Regions from separate parts of the Homo sapiens genome. Here region 2 is linked to region 1. Evidence: chromatin loops called from intact Hi-C (ENCODE). Cell type or tissue: Caco-2. All regions are shown on one strand. Links, peaks and the distances in the headings refer to the core of each region. The heading gives the core; the rest is flanking DNA.

What was found. Hi-C counts contacts between places; a loop is a spot of excess contacts. Peaks named below come from ENCODE experiments on the same cell type or tissue, not always from the same donor. Only the 100,000 strongest peaks of a DNase experiment are listed, where the experiment ranks them.
Region 2: it touches region 1 in a loop (2.9-fold over the local background); 3 of 110 quality-filtered maps call a loop at or near these places.

What each region holds. Positions count from the first base shown.
Region 1 is chr16:68,968,140-68,978,505 of GRCh38, forward strand. TANGO6 (transport and golgi organization 6 homolog) reads left to right here. Exons shown (of 18, transcript NM_024562.2): 15 at 5,889-6,029. Among named protein-coding and RNA genes, the nearest start is that of TANGO6, 130 kb to the left of the region's middle. RefSeq lists enhancers at 4,368-4,868, 9,583-10,083. In Caco-2, for the core only: a CTCF peak has its summit at 4,725 (motif pointing right); a DNase peak (open chromatin) is centred at 4,782.
Region 2 is chr16:68,903,315-68,913,680 of GRCh38, forward strand. TANGO6 (transport and golgi organization 6 homolog) reads left to right here. Exons shown (of 18, transcript NM_024562.2): 10 at 4,129-4,261; 11 at 5,897-6,088. Among named protein-coding and RNA genes, the nearest start is that of TANGO6, 65 kb to the left of the region's middle. In Caco-2, for the core only: no CTCF peak of the experiment used is centred there; a DNase peak (open chromatin) is centred at 4,207.

The DNA of each region.
Region 1 (10,366 bases), core at 3,437-5,936:
AATGCAACCTCCACCTCCTGGATTCAAGAGATTCTCCTGCCTCAGCCTCCCGAATAGCTGGGACTACAGGCGCACGCCACCACGCCCAGCTAATTTTTGTATTTTTAGTAGAGACAGGGTTTCACCATATTGGCCAGGCTGGTCTCAAATTCCTGACTTCGTGATCCACCCACCTCAGCTTCCCAAAGTGCTGGGATTACAGATGTCAGCTACCGCACCTGGCCTTTTTTTTTTTTTTGGTGAGATGGAGTTTTCACTCTTGTTTCCCAGGTTGGAGTGCAATGGTGCAATCTTGGCTTACTGAAACCTCCACCTCCCGGGTTCAAGTGATTCTCCTGTCTCAGCCTCCCAAGTAGCTGTGATTACAGGCACCTGCTACCACACTCAGCTAATTTTTTGTATTTAGTAGAGAGGGGGGTTTCACCATGTTGGTCAGGCTGGTCTCGAACTCCTGACCTCAGGTGGTCCACCCGCCTCGGCCTCTCAAAGTGCTGGGATTACAGGCGTGAGCCACTGCACCCAGCCTAGCATTTTTTTTTTTTTTTTTTTGAGACGGAGTCTTGCTCTGTCGCCCAGGCTGGAGTGCAGTGGCATGATCTCGGCTCACTGCAAGCTCCACCTCCCGGGTTCACGCCATTCTCCTGCCTCAGCCTCCCGAGTAGCTGGGACTACAGGCACCCACTACCACGCCCAGCTAATTTTTTGTATTTTTAGTAGAAACGGGGTTTCACTGGGTTAGCCAGGATGGTCTCGATCTCCTGACCTTGTGATCCGCCCGCCTCGGCCTCCCAAAGTGCTGGGATTACAGGCATGAGCCACCGCGCCTGGCCACCTAACATTTTTTTAGTTACGTTAATTCACCAATATTCTACGCACTGCCTCCAAAAAAAGTTCAGAATGCGTCTGTGAACTCTTCCCAGTTTGGATTCACTTTTACCTTCTCTATATCTCATCTGTTGCACCACATCCTAAAATGCATAGCTAGTTTCCTACGGTCAGAGCAGAAAGAGGTCTCTCTCACACAATCCTTTGGGTCTCATTACCAAAGGGATTGATGTGTGATGTTTTCTTGAATCTTGTGCTGACCCAGAAATTACCCCATTTTCAAGTCACAAAGGAATTATCAAGTGTGATGGGCCCATGGTCATGTGAAGGTTATGGCCGTGCTTCCACAGAGTGTCTAAGTACAGAAAGTTTTTTCGAAATAAATAAAAACAAGCACACAAAATCTCATCCCTTTCATTTTTATACAGTCTTAACCATCATGTATGACTCTCTTCACTGCTTGGTGGGTAAAGGGGGAACTGCTGTTATTCTCCAGGGATTTATAAACTCATAGGTGGCACCTGTATCCTAGAAGGTAAAACTCAAACAGCCAGCCATTTGGCAGCCGTCTGTGGAACAGGCCAGCAGGAAGATAAACAATTGCTATTAGATCTGGGACTGTGGGAAGCAAGGAAACTGGGCTTTGCTTTGGGAACCTTTTTATGGAAGATTGGGAGAACTAAAAGCTCCCTAATGAGTTTAAAGTTTAGCATTATAGGAAAAGCAAAAAAAAAAAAAATCTGAAAAATCATTGTTAACCAGAAAAAGGGTGTGTTAGGATTATTTTAATTGAAAAACAGTCCAACTGGCATGAGCATTAGAGGGTGTTTATTGGCTTTTCTATCCAGAAAGTCGAGTGGGTGGAGTACACCTGGGTCCCGGAGCTGAAAAGATGCCATCGGGTCTCTTCTTCTTCTTCTCCCTCCCTCTCAGGCTGGCTCTCCCTCTGTGTTGGTGTCATTCTTGTGTGGGCTTTTTCCACATGGTGGCCACTGGCAGCTCCAGATTAGTCTCTTCAATGGGTGGTGGGGAGGGGAATTTATCTTTCCCAGTAGTGTCAATGTGGGTTTCAGGATCGAATCTCATTCCCTGTTCCTGAACCAGTCATGGTGGTGGGGATGGAATGGAAGATCCTAACTGGCCAGCCTGGGATACAAGTTCACACCTGGAGGGGGAGAAAGTGGGTATAGTTAGCCCACTCAAACCACACAGACTGAGAGTAAGAAAGGGATATTTCTCCAAAAGAACACCATGGTGGTGTTGTTACCAGAAGAGAGAGTAGATGCTAGGTGTAATCACATGTCTGCCCACTACAGAGAGGAAGTCCAGAGCTCATTTGGCCAGGATAGTATGTTCACAGAAGTAAATGACTGTTCTCTGCTAAAGACTAATGAGAGAAAATAGGAATAAACAACAGTAAGGGCCCGGCACGGTGGCTCATGCCTTTAATCCCAGCACTTTGGGAGGCCGAGGCAGGTGGATCACCTGAGGTCAGGAGTTTGAGACCAGCCTGACCAACATGGAGAAACCCTGTCTCTACTAAAAATATAAAATTAGCTGGGCATGGTGGCACATGTCTGTAATCCCAGCTACTCAGGAGGCTGAGGCAGGAGAATCACTTGAACCCGGGAGATGGAGGTTGCAGTGAGCTGAGATCACGCCATTGTACTCCAGCCTGGGCAACAAGAACAAAACTTCGTCTCAAAAAAAAAAAAAAAAAAGACTATGTTAAACAACAGTAAGAGGGACTTTAGTAATAGGTTTCAGAAAAGCTAGAAATAGATCAAAGTTTTATAAAGCAAATCCCATTTTTCCACTGTTTTCCATTGCAAAGTCATGACTACATTCCTAAAAGGAAACACCCACCAGATTTTCTGAGTTGAGAACTTCTGATTTTAGAAAGTAGCTATGGGCCGGGCGCAGTGGCTCACGCCTGTAATCCCAGCACTTTGGGAGGCCGAGGAGGGCGGATCACCTCAGGAGTTCGAGATCAGCCTGGCCAACACGGTGAAACCCCGTCTCTACCAAAAATACAAAAATTAGCCAGGCATAGTGGCAGGCACCTGTAATCCCAGCTACCTGGGAGGCCGAGGCAGGAGAATTGCTTGAACCGGGAGGTGGAAGTTGCAGTGAGCCGAGATCAAGCCATTGCACTCCAGTTGGGTGACAGAGCGAGACTCCATCTCAAAAAAAAAAAAAAAAGAAAGTTATGATAGCTGCAAATCTGTAATATATACCAGGCCTTGTAATATATCAGTGATATAACACCTGCCAGAATTGCAGTTGTGGAGGTCTTTTAGAAGTTGGAGGCTATTTCTGTTTTTCTTTTTTTGAGACCTCACTGTCACCCAGCTGGAGTGCAATGCTGCAATCATAGCTTACTGCGGCCTAGAACTTGTGGGCTCAAGCAATCCTCCTGCCTCGGCCTCCGAGTAGCTAGGACTACAGGCACACATCACCACACCTGGCTAATTTTTTTAAAATTATTTTTATAGAGATGGGGTCTCCCTATGTTGCCCAGACTGGTCTCAAACTCCTGGCCTCAAGTGATCCTCCCACCTCAGCCTCCCAAAGTGCTGGGATTACAGGTGTGAGCCACTGCACCTAGCCCCCTCTTCTTTCTCTTAGCAAACAATTCATTTACCCTTAGGCCTCAGACATTTTTTTCTTTTTTTCTTTTTTTTGAGACAGAGTTTCACTATTGTTGCCTAGGCTGGAGTGCAATGGTGTGATCTCGGCTCACTGCAGCCTCTTCCTCTGGGGTTCAAGCGATTCTCCTGCCTCAGCCTCCTGAGTAACTGGGATTACAGGTGCCCGATACCACGCCCAGCTAACTTTTTGTATTTTTAGTAGAGACGGGGTTTCACCATGTTGGCCAGACTGATCTTGAACTCCTGACCTCAAGTGATCCACCCACCTCGGCCTCCCAAAATGTTGGGATTACACGCGTGAGCCACTGCGCCCAGCCGATGCAGACATTTTTTTCTATGCTACAATATTCCATAACTCCGTGTTGAACCTCCAAGGACTTCTTCATCATTTTATATAATAGAGTGAACTACAACTACAGTGTCACATTTTGGCAACAGTGTTGTGCCACAGCCTGAATCTCTCTTAAGAGCAGAGCTTCTGCTTGCATAAGATTAGAGCCCATCTTAGGACTGAAGTCCTAAGATGGACTCTGGATTGGAGGTGTGGTTTAGGACCACATGCAGAGGTGCAGGCTTAGGACCACATGCAGAGATTTCCCAGGCTCTTTGGAAGCAAGAAAAGATGGGGGTGGGGAGGGCAGAAAGGAGGATGGGCAGACAGGTGCAGCCCTCAGCAGGTGCTCCGCCTTCACAGCTCAGCAGATGCGGCGGATAAGGCCAGTGAAGAGTGTGGATGTGATTTAGAAGAGAATGGAATCACAACCTATAACATAAAAAACTGCACGTAGACTTTGCCTGCAAGGCTGTCAGTTTAAACACGAGAATGGTAAATTTAGATGAAAAATAAGTATAGATTTCTCAAGCATTTATATTACTTCTTCCCCATCCTCTCTTTCTTAATTCCTGAAATTTATATCAGGACTGTATATTTGAATCCTGTTTACTCATCCATCCATTCATCCATTCATTCATTTAGCAGGTAGTTACTGAGCACCTGACATGTGCTAGGACTCTTCTAGGCATTGGGGATACAGCAGGGAACAAAAGAAAATCCTTGACTTTATTATAGAGTTCACATTCCAAGGAGGAGAGCAGACAATAAGGAAATACACAACCTGTCAGGTGATATTAAGTGCTAAGACAAATGAAGCAGGGTGAGAGGAGTAAAGAGTGGCAGGGGAAGGAGGGTGCCGTTTTATATGTGACAAATGTGATCTGTGAGCAGAGACATGATAGGGTTTGGGAGCAAGCTGTGAGGCCACCAGGAGGAGCAGCAGCAGATGCAGAGGGGAAGTGAGGCCGACTCCTCCGAGCCAGGATCACTTGGCCTACTGGAGAATAGCAAGGAGGCCAGGAAGCAAGGGAGAGTGTTAAAAGATGAGATCAGAGAGAGAACAAAGGAAGGCGGGGGATGGGGACTGCTCATATTCAGGGAAGAAGGGAAACCACTGAGGGGTCTGGGCAGAAGCATGAAGGGGCCAGACTTATGATTCAAACCAAATAGCTCCATCTGCAATGGATGAAAAAGGTAGAAGCAGGGAGACCAATGAGGGGATTATTGGAGAAACCCAAAGCAGAGTTGATGGGCCAGGGTGCTTGGGGTAGAAGTGGGTTCTCATCCTGGAACCCCTATTTCTACTTATTCCTTCTTTACTTTTTTTCTTTTTCGTCACTGTTCTTTATAGTGTGTAATCTTTTTCCTGTTCTCTGCTAAAGACTAATGAGAGAAAATAGGAATAAACAACAGTATAGACATGAATGGTAGAATTTGTAGTTATATAGTTTTGAGGCCAACCAGGGGTTTTGTTCTGGATCTGTCTGGTCATCTCTCACCTCCCTGCCACCCCTAAAAAGGTTGCTGAGTATGGGGCTGGGCTCAGATTATGATAACACTGTTCCAGGCTACACATTTAGAAGGCGCTGCTGTGGATAGGAGAGAGGATCAGCAAGTCCTACGAAGGGGGGACTCAGGGTCAGGGTCTTCCCTATTTCTGTTGATTAGGAAACTCAGCCATGAGCTTAGATCTAATATTGATCATGTCCAGGATGCTCTGAAAATGTTTCCTTGTGGAAACTGCTCCCATCACTGGCAGTTCCACAGAGGGAAATTATACAGGAATGGAGAACTGCAGCAAAGGCAGGAGGCATTGCCTGGATCATAGAACGTCAGTGCTGGGAGTGACCTTAGAGATCGTATCAGGCTGGGACTAGACAAACACAGGAGTCTCAACTACCAGGCCCATCTTCGTTCCACTCACTATGCTGACTCTCCAAACAATAGGCAGCCCTTGCTGGGAGAGCTTTAGAGATGGTTTTCAGCATCTCTGCGTTCATCCCATCACAGGGTGACTGGTTTATTTGCCTTTTGATCGTAAACAGTAATGAATCCTTTCTTTTTGTTTTCAACCCCAGGGGTTGCCCTGCTGTCAGACGTCTATCCTGAGAAAATCTTGCCGGACTTGTTGGCTCAATATGACAGCAGCAAAGACAAGCACACACCAGAGACCAGAATGAAAGTCGGGGAAGTCCTTATGCGAATCGTCAGGGCATTAGGTGAGTTTTCTTGTTCCATCCACCTGGAAAAGGGTGGAGGATCAGTGTGACTTTGAAACCAAAATGTGTGTACCTGGGGGCTTGTTACACTAGTGTGGTGAGGGTAGTTTGAGGGCTGGGATGTACCCATTTAGGAATTTAGGAAATATTCCGATGTCTACTATGAGACTGAAAGCAACAATGTCCTTTTTCTTAAACCTGCTTAGTCTCTCGCCAGGTGCGGTGGCTCCTGCCTGTAATCCCAGCACTTTGGGAGGCCGAGGCAGGTGGATCACCTGAGGTCAGGAGTTCAAGACCAGCCTGGTCCACATGGTGAAACCCTGTCTCTACTAAAAATACAAAAATTAGCTGGGCGTGGTGGTGTACGCCTGTAATCCCACTACTCGGGAGGTTAAGTCAGGAGAATCGCTTGAACCTGGGAGGCAGAGGTTGTGGTGAGTCGAGATCGCGCCACTGTGCTCCAGCCTGGGCGACAAAATGAGATTCCATCTCAAAAATAACAACAACAAAAAAAACTGCTTAGTCTCCTTCCCTGGGAGCTGTGTTGGGCCCTGATTTTCAATGGAGCTGGAATTAGAAGTCTCACACTTGAGCAGCAGCAAGCACAAAAAGAAGAGGAATGTCAGCTGGGCACCATGGCTCACACCTGTAATCTCAGCGCTTTGGGAGGATCACTTTAGGCCTGGCAGGAGTTCAAGTCCAGCCTGGGTAACATGGCAAAACCCCATCTCTACCAAAAATTAGCCAGGATTGGTGGCACACACCTGTAGTCCCAGCTACTCAGGAGGCTGAGGTGGGAGGATCACCTGAGCCTGGGAGGTCGAGGCTGCAGTGAGCAATGATTGTACCACTGCACTCCAGCCTGGGCAATAGAGCGAGACTCAGAAATAAAGAATAGGAATGTCAAGCAGGGAAGGAAGAGTGCTGACTCTTGCTGAATGTCTACTGCATGCCAGGTTGTCCATATATATAATCTCATCTAATTCCCCAACAAATCTTGTAAACAGGCTGTTACTAAACCTGTTTTACAGATGAAGAAACTGTAGCTCAAACATTTTCAGCAATTTGTCCAAGACTCATTCAGCTGGTAAGTGATAGTGCTGAGAACTGAACCACCAACTTGAAGGAAGTTACTCTAGGCTGTATAAGCTGACAATAGTAGTTAAGGGATAGGCTCTAGACTTACACTGCCTCACTTCAAATCCTGAACTGCCGCGCTTTTTTTTTTTTCATGGTAGAGTTGGGGTCTCACTATGTTTTCAGGCTAGTCTCAAACTCGTGGACTCAAGCAATCCTCCCACCTCAGCCTCCCAAAGTGCTGGGATTATAAGCATGAGCCATTCTGCATCTTATTGGCTGTGTGATCAGGGAAATGTTTCTTTCTTTTCTTTTTTTTTTGTTTTTTTCAAGACAGGGTCTTACTCAGTCACCCAGGCTGGAGAGCAGTGGTGCATTCATGGCTTACTGCAGCCTGAACCTCCTGGACTCAAGTTATCCTCCCTCCTCAGCCTCCCACATAGCTGGGACTACAGGCATATGCCACCATGCCCAGTTAATTTTCTATTTTTTGTAGAGGCAAGGTCTCACTATGTTGCCCAGGCTGGTCTCAAACTCCTGGGCTCAAGCAATCCTCCTGTCTCTGCCTCCCAAAGTGCTGGGATTACAGGTGTGCGCCATCGTGCCCAGCTGAGGGGAATGTTTCTTAACCTTGGGTGCCTGAGTGTTCTAATGTGTGAAATGATGATATTATGGGTTTGGTTTTTGTTGTTGTTGTTGTTATTTTTGCAACAGTGTCTCCCTCTGTTGCCCACATTGGAGTTCATTGGCACGGTCATGGCTCACTGCAGCCTTGACCTCTTACGCTCAAGGTATCCTTCTACTTCAGCCTCTTGAATAGCTGGGACTAGAGGTACATGCCACCACACCTGGCTAATTTTTGTATTTTTGTAGAGATGGGGTTTTACCATGTTGCCCAGCCTGGTCTTGAACTCCTGGCCTCAAGCAGTCTTCCCACCTTGGCTTCACAAAGTGCTGAGATTACAGGCATGAGCCGCTGCACCCAGCCAGAATGAGGATATTAATAACACTTAACTCATAGGTCTGTTGTAAAGATTAAATAAGGTGATTCTTACAGTGTTATTTGGCATACAATAAGGGCTCAGTAAAATTTTATTTTTGCCTACGCAAAAAAGATTTAAACATTTTTTAAAGATTAAAAATGAAGGAAAACAAATATTTTTTGCTGTTTATTGAGTGCTCATATGAAGCTAGGAGGTGGGACCCTAGGGAACAAGGACAAAGAAAACAATAGTTCATTCTGAAGAGAGAGGTTAAATTAAGATGAATTTCTCCATAAGCCAGCAAGTACACTTTGAATATTTTTATACTGGGCTATATAACATAGAATTGAGAGAAGATTCATTTATTTAACCTGTGCTCCATAGACTTAACCATTAGCTGTCACACTGAATATCACTAGAAGCCTTAAAATAAGGCAAATCAATCATACAGGTGAGAGCCAGTGGTGTACAGTATCCATTTGAGCCAGCTAGCGGCCATATTGAATTTTGAGAATGAGGTTCCGTTTTAGGGCTGTGTTCTTGTCATGCATGGCCTATATCAGATTGTGTTATAAAGTATAGCTGTTGGTGGTTAATATTTGGCTTAATAACAGTGCCACACTTCTTTTATTCTTTAAGTTATATCAGCACTTCTTAGGTACTGCTGTATTTGTCCTTGGCTTTTTAGTAATTCCATTATATACTCACTAGCCTATTATCTAAGGCAGAAAAAGAAGATATAATCTTAACTTCAGCTTGGGCAATTTGTCTGTGAGCTATAGTAAAACTTGTAAATTTTACTCTTTATCTGGTAGGGGAAGATTTTGGAGAACAAAGTGGAGGTGGGGTATCTTTTTGCCACTTGCATCAGGAGATCACACTGAATCCCTCCTTCATCAGCACTTCAGAGGATTTATAGAAATTCCATATAGCCATGCACTGTTTGTATGGACATAGCCCTTAATTTTCCTAATTTCTAGGTGACTGTTCTGGCTAAGGATGATAGAACCTAGGTCTCCAACCACTTAAATCCTTGTATCAGTGAAAGGAGAATTACTTGAGAGTGAAATTTATTTTGTTTTTGTTTTTTTTTTTCTTTTCTGACCAATGGATTCATGTCACAGAGAGTGAAATTTATTTATTTATTTATTTAATTTTTTTTGTTTTTTTGAGATGGAGTCTTAGCCAGGCGTGGTGGCTCACGCCTGTAATCCCAGCACTTTGGGAGGCCAAGGCGGGCGGATCATGAGACCGAGACGACGATCAAGAGATCGAGACCATCCTGGCCAACATGGTGAAACCCTGTCTCTACTAAAAATACAAAATTAGCTGGGCGTGGTGGCACGTGCTTGTAGTCCCAGCTACTCAGGAGGCTGAGGCAGGAGAATCTCTTGAACCCGGGAGGCAGAGGTTGCAGTGAGCTGGGATTTCACCACTGCAACGCCAGCCTGGCAACAGAGCCAGATTCCGTCTCAAAAAAAAAAAGAGATGGAGTCACCCAGACTGGAGTCCAGTGGTGCCATCTTAGCTCACTGCAGCCTCTGCCTCCTGGGTTCAAGCGATTCTCCTGCCTCAGCCTCCCGAGTAGCTGGGACCACAGGCCCACACCACCACGCCCGGCTAATTTTTGTATTTTTAGTAGAGACAGGGTTTCACCATGTTGGACAGGCCGGTCTCGAACTCCTGACCTCAGGTGATCCGCCTGCCTTGGCCTCCCACAGTGCTTGAATTACAGGTGTGAGCCACTGCACCCAGCTGAGAGTGAAATTTAAAAATACATTTTTTTCTAAGAAGAAAGATGAACTTTCTATATTTGCCTTAGTTCTGAATTTGGATCTAAAACATGCCAGACAAGTACACCATTATAATAAATCATTCTCTCATAGTAGGTGTGAAGGGTGTACCACTGGGATTATCAGAGCTGAGAAGAATATAAACCATACATAGACAACATCAACGTAACATGTATTTTCTCTGGTAGACCGCTACCTTTGGGATGATAAACACTAAAAGTACATATTTCAGAGTCCCCATTGGCCAGTCCAAATCATTTCCTGGGGTGAAAGTGGAGGTGGGGATGAAAGGCTGGATAGAGTTGAGGTGAGGCCTTACTCCTCCTTACATAGTCTTATAATTAGCCCAATTTCCAAAACAGCCTTCTGGCATTTCAAAGCAAATTCCACTAATTCTCAAAGTTCCCTTCTTTCTGTAGCCTACTCTTCAGAGTGTCCAACTGTAAACATAGCCTTAGCTTTAACTGCTAGTTTCTGTTTCACA
Region 2 (10,366 bases), core at 2,660-5,159, 66 kb before region 1:
CAGTTATCAAGAAGATGTTTTTGGCCAGGCACGGTGGCTCACACCTGTAATCCCAGCACTTTAGGAGGCTGAGGCGGGTGGATCACCTGAGGTTAGGAGTTTGAGACCAGCCTGGCCAACATGGTGAAACCCCATCTCTATTAAAAATACAAAAATTAGCCAGGCATGGTAGTGCATGCCTGTAGGCCTAGCTACTTGTGAGGCTGAGGCAAAAGAATTGCTTGAATCAGGAGGTGGAAGTTACAGTGAGCTGGGATCGTACCACTGCACTCCAGCCTGGGCAACAGGGCGAGACCATCTCAAAAAAAAAAAAAAAAAAAAGAAGGACCAGGCGTGGTGGCTCACACCTGTAATCCCAGCACTTTGGGAGGCCGAGGTGGGTAGATCACTTGAGGTCAGGAGTTCAAGACCAGCCTGGCCAACATGGTGAAACCCCATCTCTACTAAAAATATAAAAATTAGCCGGTTGTGGTGGCTGGCGCCTGTAGTCACAGCTACTCAGGAGGCTGAGGCAGGACTGTCACTCGAACCCAGGAGATGAAGGTTGCAGTAAGCCAAGATTGCGCCACTGCACTTCAGCCTAGGTGACAGAGTGAGACTCTGTCTCAAAAAAAAAAAAAGAAGTTTATTTAAAGAAACTCTATAAGAGCAGCTTGGATTTTATATCTTTAGATCCAGAGTTTTTACTTTTCTGGAATTAAATATAATTGTTTGGAATTTACTCTTTATTGTTGAATTTTAAAGCGTGACTAAAGTAGTGCTTCTTAAGATAATTGTCATGTGTTTTTGTTTTGTTTTGTTTTGTTTTTTGGTGCTGAGTGTTGCTCTGTCGCTCAGACTGGAGTGCAATGGCATGATCTTGGCTCACTGCAACCTCTGCCTCCTGGGTTCAAGCAATTCTCTTGTCTCAGCCTGCCAAGTAGCTGGGACTACAGGTGCGCGCCACCATGCCAGGCTAACGTCGTGTTGTTTTAGGAGTATTTGAATACAGTACTTCATTTTCACAATTAAAATGGCTCACAGAAGCTTAGAAGGGACGTTTATCCATTTTGGCTTTTCCTTTAACATAGAATGTTGTGGAGAAAACATGACTGATCTGAAGGACTCTGGAAGATTCTGGGATAATACAGGAAATATCCTAAGCTAAATATGTAGGTTATTCATTCTATTAGAGGAATATGAAGTCCATGTTCTTAGTGAACTGGCACATTGAGACATACTGCCTGATGAGATGGGCTGCCAAATTAGTAATTGTACTTTTCAATGAGATGAAGAAACATCTATCTTTTTTTTCTCAACTTAGTCTGAAAAAATTTTATGTCATTGGTCACTGAAATAACACATATTCTTTGTACAATACAAAAAACACATAAAGAGGAAAACAAAAGTCAACTAGTATCTTATTTTCTGTTCACATTATTTTAGTGTTTTGCTTTTTAGTGCATCTTCAATGCCTTTGTATTTGTTTATATGATAATATGGTATAATAATATAGTATCTTGAGCTGGGTATGGTGGTTCATACTGGTAATCCCAGCACTTTGGAAGGCCAAGGTGTGAGGATTGCTTGAGGCCAGGAGTTCAAGACCAGCCTGGGCAACATAGCGAGACTCCATTTCTTAAAAAAGGCCAGGCGCAGTGGCTCATGCCTGTAATCCCAGCATTTTGGGAGGCCGAGACGGGCGGATCACCTGAGGTCAAGAGTTTGAGACCAGCCTGACCAACATGGAGAAACCCCGTCTCTACTAAAAATACAAAATTAGCCGGGCGTGGTGGCATGGTGGCGCATGCCTGTATTCCCAGCTACTTGGGAGGCTGAGGCAGGAGAATTGCTTGAACCTGGGAGGCAGAGGTTGCGGTGGGCCGAGATTGTGCCATTGCACTCCAGTCTGGGCAACAAGAGTGGAACTGTGTCTCAAAAAAAAATAAAATAAAATTGGGGCTGGGCGCAGTGGCTCACGCCTGTAATCACAGCACTTTGGAAGAGGCTGAGGTGGGTGGATCACGAGGTCAGGAGTTTGAGACCAGCCTGGCCAACATGGTGAAACCCTGTCTCTACTAAAAATACAAAAATTAGCCAGGCGTGGTGGCGGGCACCTGTAATCCCAGCTACTCAGGAGGCTGAGGCAGGAGAATCACTTGAACCCAGGAGGTGGAGGTTGCAGTGAGCCGAGATTGCGCCATTGCACTCCAGCCTAGGTGACGAGCGAAACTCTGTCTCAAAAAAAAAAAAAAGTTAAAAAAATAGTAAGTACACACACAGGTGTATATATATGTATACATAGTATCTTTGTCTCTTGTCAGAATAATTAAAAACTAAAAGCCATAGTACCTCATGGGAAAGTACAAAAATTTCTTGCCCAGCCTGGGCAATGTGGCAAAACCCGGTTTCTACAAAAAAATACAAAAATTAGTTGGTTGTGATGGTGCCCCTCTGTAGTCCCAGCTACTTAGGAGGCTGAAGTGGGAGGATTGCCTCAGACTGGGAGGTTGAGGCTGCAGTGAGCCACGATCGCACCACTGCACTCCAGCCTAGGCAATGAGTGAGACCCTGTCTCAAAAATTAAAAAAGAACAAAACAAAAAATGGCCGAGCACAGTGGCTCACCTGTAATGCCAGCACTTTGGGAGGCCGAGGTGGGCAGATCACGAGGTCAGAAGTTCGAGACCAGCCTGGCCAACATAGTGAAACCCTGTCTCTACTAAAAATACAAAAAATTAGCTGGGCATGGTGGTGGGCGCCTGTAATCCCAGCTACTCAGGAGGCTGAGGCAGGAGAATCGCTTGAACCCAGGAGGCGGAGGTTGCAGTGAGCCAAGATCGCGCCATTGCATTCCAGCCTGGGCAACAGGAGCGAGATTCTATCTCAAATAAATAAATAAATAAATAATTATAGAAATTTTCGCAGTAACCATAGCACTGATTTAGCCAGATTTTATAACTTGGTAATCATGTTCAACCTACTCATTTTTCTGAACCTTTATGCATTTTCTTATCTCGGCTAATTGGTTCCTTTCAGTTGAGACTGCATGTCCTCCCATGATGATCACATCTTTTTCTGCTGCCCATAACCCTTCAGTGGCTCATCAGAAAAAAGTCAAAGTTCCTTTGAATGACATCCAAGGCCTTCTGTGATCTAGCCTTACTTTGCAGCCTTCTCTTTCTTTGTTTTTCCTCAGGACCCAGAATATCTGCATATGACTTATACTTTAATTCCTCCTTGCTTTTGCAGAAGTAATAGTAATTCTCCAACATCCATCTTTTTTTTTTTTGTAGAAATGAGATCTTGCCATGTTGTCTATGTTACTTGAGTTCAGTGGCTATTCATAGTTGTGACCATAATGTACTACAACCTCAAACTCCTGGGCTCAAGCAGTCTCCCTGCCTCAGCCTCCTAGTGCACTACAGGTGTGCACCACTGTGCCCAGCTAATATCCATCTTCATGACCATGCAGGACATAACCGCCTAGTTTCTTCTTCTTTTTTTTTTTTTTTTTTGAGACAGAATTTCACTCTTGTTACCCAGGCTGGAGTGCAATGGCACAATCTCGGCTCACTGCACCCTCCGCCTCCTGGGTTCAAGCGATTCTCCTGCCTTAGCCTCCCAAGTAGCTGGGATTATAGGCATGAGCCACTACGCCCAGCTAATTTTTGTATTTTTTAGTAGAGACGGGGTTTCACCATGTTGGCCAGGCTAGTCTCAAACTCCTGACCTCAGGTGATCCACCCGCCTCGGCTTCCCAAAGTGCTGGGATTACAGGTGTGAGCCACCTCACCCAGACCTTGATTTTTTTTTTTTTTTTTTTTTGTATTTTTAGTAGAGATAGGGCTTCATTGTGTTAGCCAGGATGGTTTTTGTCTCCTGACCTCATTATCCTCCCGCCTTGGCCTCCCGAAGTGCTGCGATTACAGGCGTGAGCCACCGCGCCTGGCCCATAACAGCCTAGTTTCTGATAATCAATACTTTTTTCAGAATGGAGAAACAATAAAATAAGTTAAATAAATTTGGGGGATCTTTTTAATGGTTAACTGTTTGGACATAACATGTTACTTTAGAAGATTGTTATGGGGTTTAAAATTATGTGTATCTCTGGTGACACTACCAAGATAAATTTTACCCTGCATTGCAGTGATGAAGATGAAGATGAAGCCCTGTACCAGAAGGTATCCTCTGAGCAGGGCCGGGTGGAGCATCTCGGGGACTTGCTGTCCCACTGCCAGGAATGCGGTTTGGCAGGAGACTTCTTCATCTTCTGTTTGAAAGTAAGAACTACCTGTAGTTCCTGGTCAGTGTTGTTCCAGGGGAGTTCCAGGAAACCCTTAGAATTTTCAAAGCATTTATAATTTTAGGTCCTAAAATGTAGGCCCTAATTTAAGGAAAATGGTCAGAGGACATAAAGGAATTTATTTTTTAGTAGCCTTTGGATTGGTAAAAGGAAGAAACTTCTCTTCACTAGTACTCATGTTATCTACTACTTCTCCAAGTAATCGGCACTGACAGTTTAGAGATGAACAAAGCAAAACCCTCGATCCATGAAAGGGTTAATCTTTGCTCTGTGTTGACAGTAAGAACTCTTTTGAAGTTAATAGCAGGTTTTACAGCTATAGAGTAATCCCTTATCCTTTCTGACTGTTGTTTTGTCAGGTATTTGCAAAGGAGATTTAGCAATTCTGCCTCCTTCATTTCATTTTGCAGGCACTTGAAGCCTTTTCCGGGTTTGTTTCTTAGTGCCAGTGGTTGTGCTTTGCTTGCTTTTCTTCTGTTCTCTGAGAGTAACTTGTACCCCATAATGTTACTCCTTGTTGCACTGTATGACATCATAAGCCAGTGACCTCCAGCTCTGCTTTCTCAACTTCTTCCCCTAAGTAAAGTGTCTACTCTAAAAGAACTCTAAGAGAGTTTAAGGTTTCTGTGGGTATGGGAGAATTCAAGGAGGGAATCAGGGCTAACATTTCGAGAACTTGAAATAGGGGACACCACTTTTTGATGCTTTCTTACCTCCCATGTTCACACCCGTCCCCGTGCCCAGCAATACTCTTTCTAAATCACGTTCCAAGGGGATGTGCTCTTAATTGTATACTTAAAAAAAGGTGGCTCACGCCTGTAATCCCAGCACTTTGGGAGGCCGAGCCAGGTGGATCACCTGAGCTCAGGCATTTGAGACCAGCCTGGGCAACATGGCGAAACCCCATCTCTACCAAAAATACAAAAAAAAAATCAGCCTGGCATGGTGGCTTGTGCCTGTAGTCCCAGCTACTTGGGAGGCTAAGGTGAGAGGATCACTTGAGCCCAGGAGGCAGAGGTTTCAGTGAGCCAAAAAGGGTAGGTGAATAGCCTACAAAACCCACAGTAATACATGATTTCTTAGAAGTTAGTTCTAAGTATCTTAGAGGAAAAGAGCTGTAGTGCTGGAGGCATCTCATGGTCTCCAAAAGGGGTTTGAGAATGTGAGGTGATCTGAGGTCTCAGTTCAAGGAAGGCTACTAGTAGAAATCATAAAAATACCCACAAAGCAGAAAGCTTGTCAAACCATTTCTTTGTGTGTGTGTGTTTTATTATGAGATTTTAGATTTTTATATACATGGTATCATACTGTACATATTATTCTGCAACTTAGATTTTTCACTCAGTAGTGTTTTTGAGATCTATCTATATTGATACCCATATAAATCTAATTCATTTATTTTAACTGCTGTGATACAATAAATACATCATAATTTTTTCTTATTGCTGGACATTTAGCTTGTCTCCAAGTTTTGGCTATTATAAATAATGTTGCAACAAACACAGACTATTTATTTAAACATGCAGTTCAAACAGAGTTTTCTGCTTATGTTTGAGAAGGCCTTAGTTGTACTGGCTTTATCTTCACTTTTTCTTTCCTGCCATGCTTGTAGGAGTTGACTCATGTGGCCTCGGAAAATGAAACAGAGTTAAAAACTGAGCCCTTCTCCAGCAAGAGCCTCTTGGAATTAGAGCAACATCAGACTCTTCTTGTGGAAGGCCAAGAGCGGAAGCTGCTTGTCCTGCAGCTGATGGCTGTTCTGTGCGAGAGAATGTCTGAGCAGATATTCACAAACGTCACTCAGGTCAGTAGTTGCCACATTCTGGACCGCAGCCTTTTTTTCTTTCCAAAAAATAAAGTTTAAAAATGTTGCTGAGAGTGTGATTTGATGACACCTGGATCATGAGGTGTTTCCTGGAATGCTGGTTAAATATGGAAACTACACAGCCCACACCAGGCCACTGAATCCAAAACGTTCCAGTGTCCTGAGACTCCACACGTTTAACAAGCTCCCGAGGTGATTCTCATGCAAGTAAAATTTTGTCTTAAATGTTTATATATTATGTTATAGTAGTTTTCAACTTTGGGTGCAAAACAAGTTATCTGGGATCTTTTTCAATATATTGATAGCCAGCCCACGTTTAGAGATTCTGATTCAGCATGTCTGCATTAGAGCCCGGGCATCTTCGTCCTACTCAAGCTCCATGGATGATCTAAGGTGTATCAAAACTTGAAAATGATTATACACTCAACTTGAAGAAATCACTAATAATAATGAGATCACCTTGAATTTCATTATGGGTCCTGTAACTCACAGCTTATCTCCACAACATTCTCTTAAGTTTTAAGATGTTTTAAAAAATGCTTTTAGAGGAGTATCACTATGCGAGTCAGTGTCTGAATTGTATTGGCTCAGACATTATTTTTCCCACCTTTAAAAAAGATAGGAAATAAAAGTAATAAAGCAAAGGCAGTACAGTTGCCAGATTTTACCACTTAACCAGAATTAGTTGTAGCTTGGTTGGTCAATAGGCAGTTGTAAGATGGCATGATTGTCACGCTTAAATCTGATTCTCCAGCTCTTTGTATGGTCGTCATTGTCATCTGCCTTCGGGTGTTGCTAAGCAGCATTTCACTATAGCTCCTGCTGAGAAAATTTGCAGCTGCCTGTCAGCTCTGACTTACCGTGCCTGTTTAATGAGAATTATGCTCATGATTTCTTTCCTGGCCTCTTATTCTTTCAGTTCACTGACCCCGTGTTACTCAGTAGGGTGATTTGTTTCTCCTGTGTTTATATCCATTCTCTGGACACTTCTTCATCCAGACCTTATGTTTTTGTCTCAGGATGCTAGTTGGAAGGGGAAATGGTCTAAAAATTGATATGACTTGAGCTTTTGCACTTAGCTCCCTTTACTCCTAATTAAGGAACAATGGTGTCAGGCTGGTAGAAAAATGATTTGTCCCATTAAATTATCCTTCAGCTAAGGTTAAAATGTATCAGGGCAAAAAGAACCACAAGGAAATATTAAATTGCATTTGGTAATGTCACTGCTCGTGATAATATTGGTATATTGTTTTGTTTTATTATTATTTTTTGAGATGGAGTCTGTCTCTGTCGCCCAGGCTGGAGTGCAGTGGCGCAGTCTCGGCTCACTGCAACCTCCACCTCCTGGGTTCAAGCAATTCTCCTGCCTCGGCCTCCCAAGGAGCTGGGATTACAGGTGTGCACCATTGTGCCCAGCTAGTTTTTGTATTTTTAGTAGAGATGGGGTTTCACCATGTTGGCCAGGCTGATCTTGAACTCCTGACCTCAGGTGATCCACCCACCTTGGCCTCCCATAGTGCTGGGATTACAGGCGTGAGCTACCGTGCCCAGCCATTATTGGTATATTGTTTTGAAACACACACATATAGATAAAGAAAATAAGTTAATGTAATTTTGTGAATATTATTAGGGATCAAGATTTTTAGCATAAAAAAGAGGTATAAAGTAAAGAACCAGAGTAAAGACCCTATAATTTATTTTATTTTATTTTAAGAGACAGAGTCTCACTATCAGCCCAGGCTGGACTTGAATTCCTGGGCTCAAGTGATTCTCCCACCTCAGCCTCCCAAGTAGCTGAGACAACAGGTGCACACCACCGTGCCCAGCTTAAAACCCTGTAATATTGAATTTCAGTTGGAAATATTAGTATGAACTCACAATTTATTTTTCTCTTTTTAAAAAATAGATATTTCCAGCTCAGTCCATTGTCAATCCCAAGAAGCAATGACAACCCAGTAGCAATAAGCATTCTTAGTGACAATTTATAGTTTCTTTTTTTTTTTTTTTTTTGAGACTGAATGTGACTCTGTCGGCCCAGGCTGGAGTGCAGTGGTGCGATCTCGGCTCACTGCAACCTCCACCTCCCGGGTTCAAGTGATTCTCCTGCCTCAGCCTCCCAAGTAGCTGGGATTACAGGCACATGCCACCACGCCTGGCTAATTTTTCTATTTTTAGTAGAGACGGGGTTTCGCCATGTTGGCCAGGTTGGTCTTGAACTCCTGACCTCAAGCAATCCACCTGTCTCGGCCCAAAGTGCTGGGATTACAGGCATGAGCCACTGTGCCCAGCCCAATTTATAGTTTCTAAATACCATTTTCTACTAAAAGAATTCTAAGCTTTATATGGAATAAGGTTGATTCGAAGTCTGAGGCAGGCAGGAATCATACATTTATAAGCCTCAAGGCATCTTGTTGTGCTTAAATACAAGGAAGCGACCTGAGATGAATGGGATCATATCTGTAGCACACTGGAGCCAACTTGAAGGGACTCCCATTGCCATAGATAGGACAATTAGATCATTAAAAGGAATAATGCCTGCAATGGTTGAAGTACATCAAAGATATAAAAATCTGAGTCAAAGAAAAAAACCCTCATAGGACATCTTTGGGATTGCCAGGGCATCAACTCATTATTTGGTACCTTGTTAAGTAAAGGGAAAGAATAAAGCATTTGTCTTGTGTTTCCTGTAAGAATTGTATGTCAGGGTAACCAAATGGTATACGAAGGAAAATCTTTCTTTATAGGAGAATCATAGCTAAAAATTCAAAAAGAAAACTAGAAAATTACGTCTTGGCAGGGTGCTATGGCTCACGCCTGTAATCTTAGCACTTTGGGAGTCTGAAGCAGGAGGATTGCCTGAGCCCACGAGTTCGAGACCAGCCTGGGCAACATGGCAAAACCTCACCTCTACTGAAAATACAAAAACTAGACCGGGTGCAGTGGCTCACGCCTGGAATCCCAGCACTTTGGGAGGCTGAGGTGGGCAGATCACTTGAGGCCAGGAGTTTGAGACCAGCCTGGCCAACATGGTGAAATCCCATCTCTACTAAAAATACAAAAAATTAGCCAGGCATTGTGGCACGTGCCTATAATCCCAACTACTGGGAGGCTGAAGCAGGAGAATTGCGTGAACTTGGGAGGTGGAGGTTGCAGTGAGCCGAGATCGCACCACTGCACTGCGCTTCAGGCTGGGTAACAAGAGCAAAACTCCGTCTCAAAAAACAAAAAACATTTAAACAACAGGGAAGTTCATAATGTAAAAAATAGGGACTTCTGGTGAAAGACAGTGTACTGAACACGTTTATCTGCTCCCTCTGGAAGCCACAGGGACCAACAGAGCAGGAGAGAAGAGACCTAAAAGGTAATAGCCGACCAGGTGTGGTGGCTCACGCCTGTAATCCCAGCACTTTGGGAGGCCGAGGTGAGCGGAGCATTTGAGCCCAGGTGTTCGAGACCAGCCTGATCAACATAGCAAGACCCCATCTCTCAAAAAAAAAAAAAAAAAAATTAGCAGGGTGTGGTGGCAAGCGCCTGTAATCCCAGCTATTCGGAAGGCTGAGGCATGAAAAACACTTGAACCCGGGAGGCGGAGGTTGCAGTGAGCCGAGATTGCGCCACTGCACTCCAGCCTGAGTGACAGAGTGAGACTCAAAAAAAAAAAAAAAAAACAGGGTAATAACAAATGTTGCAAAGTTCAGTGGCGAGATCATAGCTCACTGCAGCCTTCCACCCAATGGGTTCAAGCAATCCTCCCACCTTAGCCTCTCAAATAGCTGGGACTACAGGCATGCACCACCATGCCCAGCTAATTGTTTTTTTTGTTTTTGTTTTTGTTTTTTTTGTAGAGATGGGGTCTCACTGTATTGCCCAGGCCAGTCTGGGCCCTAGTAGCTGATCTAGCAACTTGAGAAACTGGAAATCTAGATGTCTGCATGTGGAGAAGCCAAGAAGCACACTACTATACCTCAATAAAATTATTAATTTTTTTTTTTTTTTTTTTTTTGAGACAGAGTCTCACTCTGTCGCCCAGGCTGGAGTGCAGCAGCGCAATCTCGGCTTACTGCAACCTCTGCCTCCCGGGTTGAAGCGATTCTTGTGCCTCAGCCTCCCGAGTAGCTAGGATTATAGGCACCTGACACCATGCCTGGCTAATTTTTGTATTTTTAGTAGAGATGGGGTTTCACCATGTTGGCCAGGCTGGTCTCAAACTCCTGACCTCAGGTGATCCACCCACCTTGGCCTCCCAAAGTGCTGGGA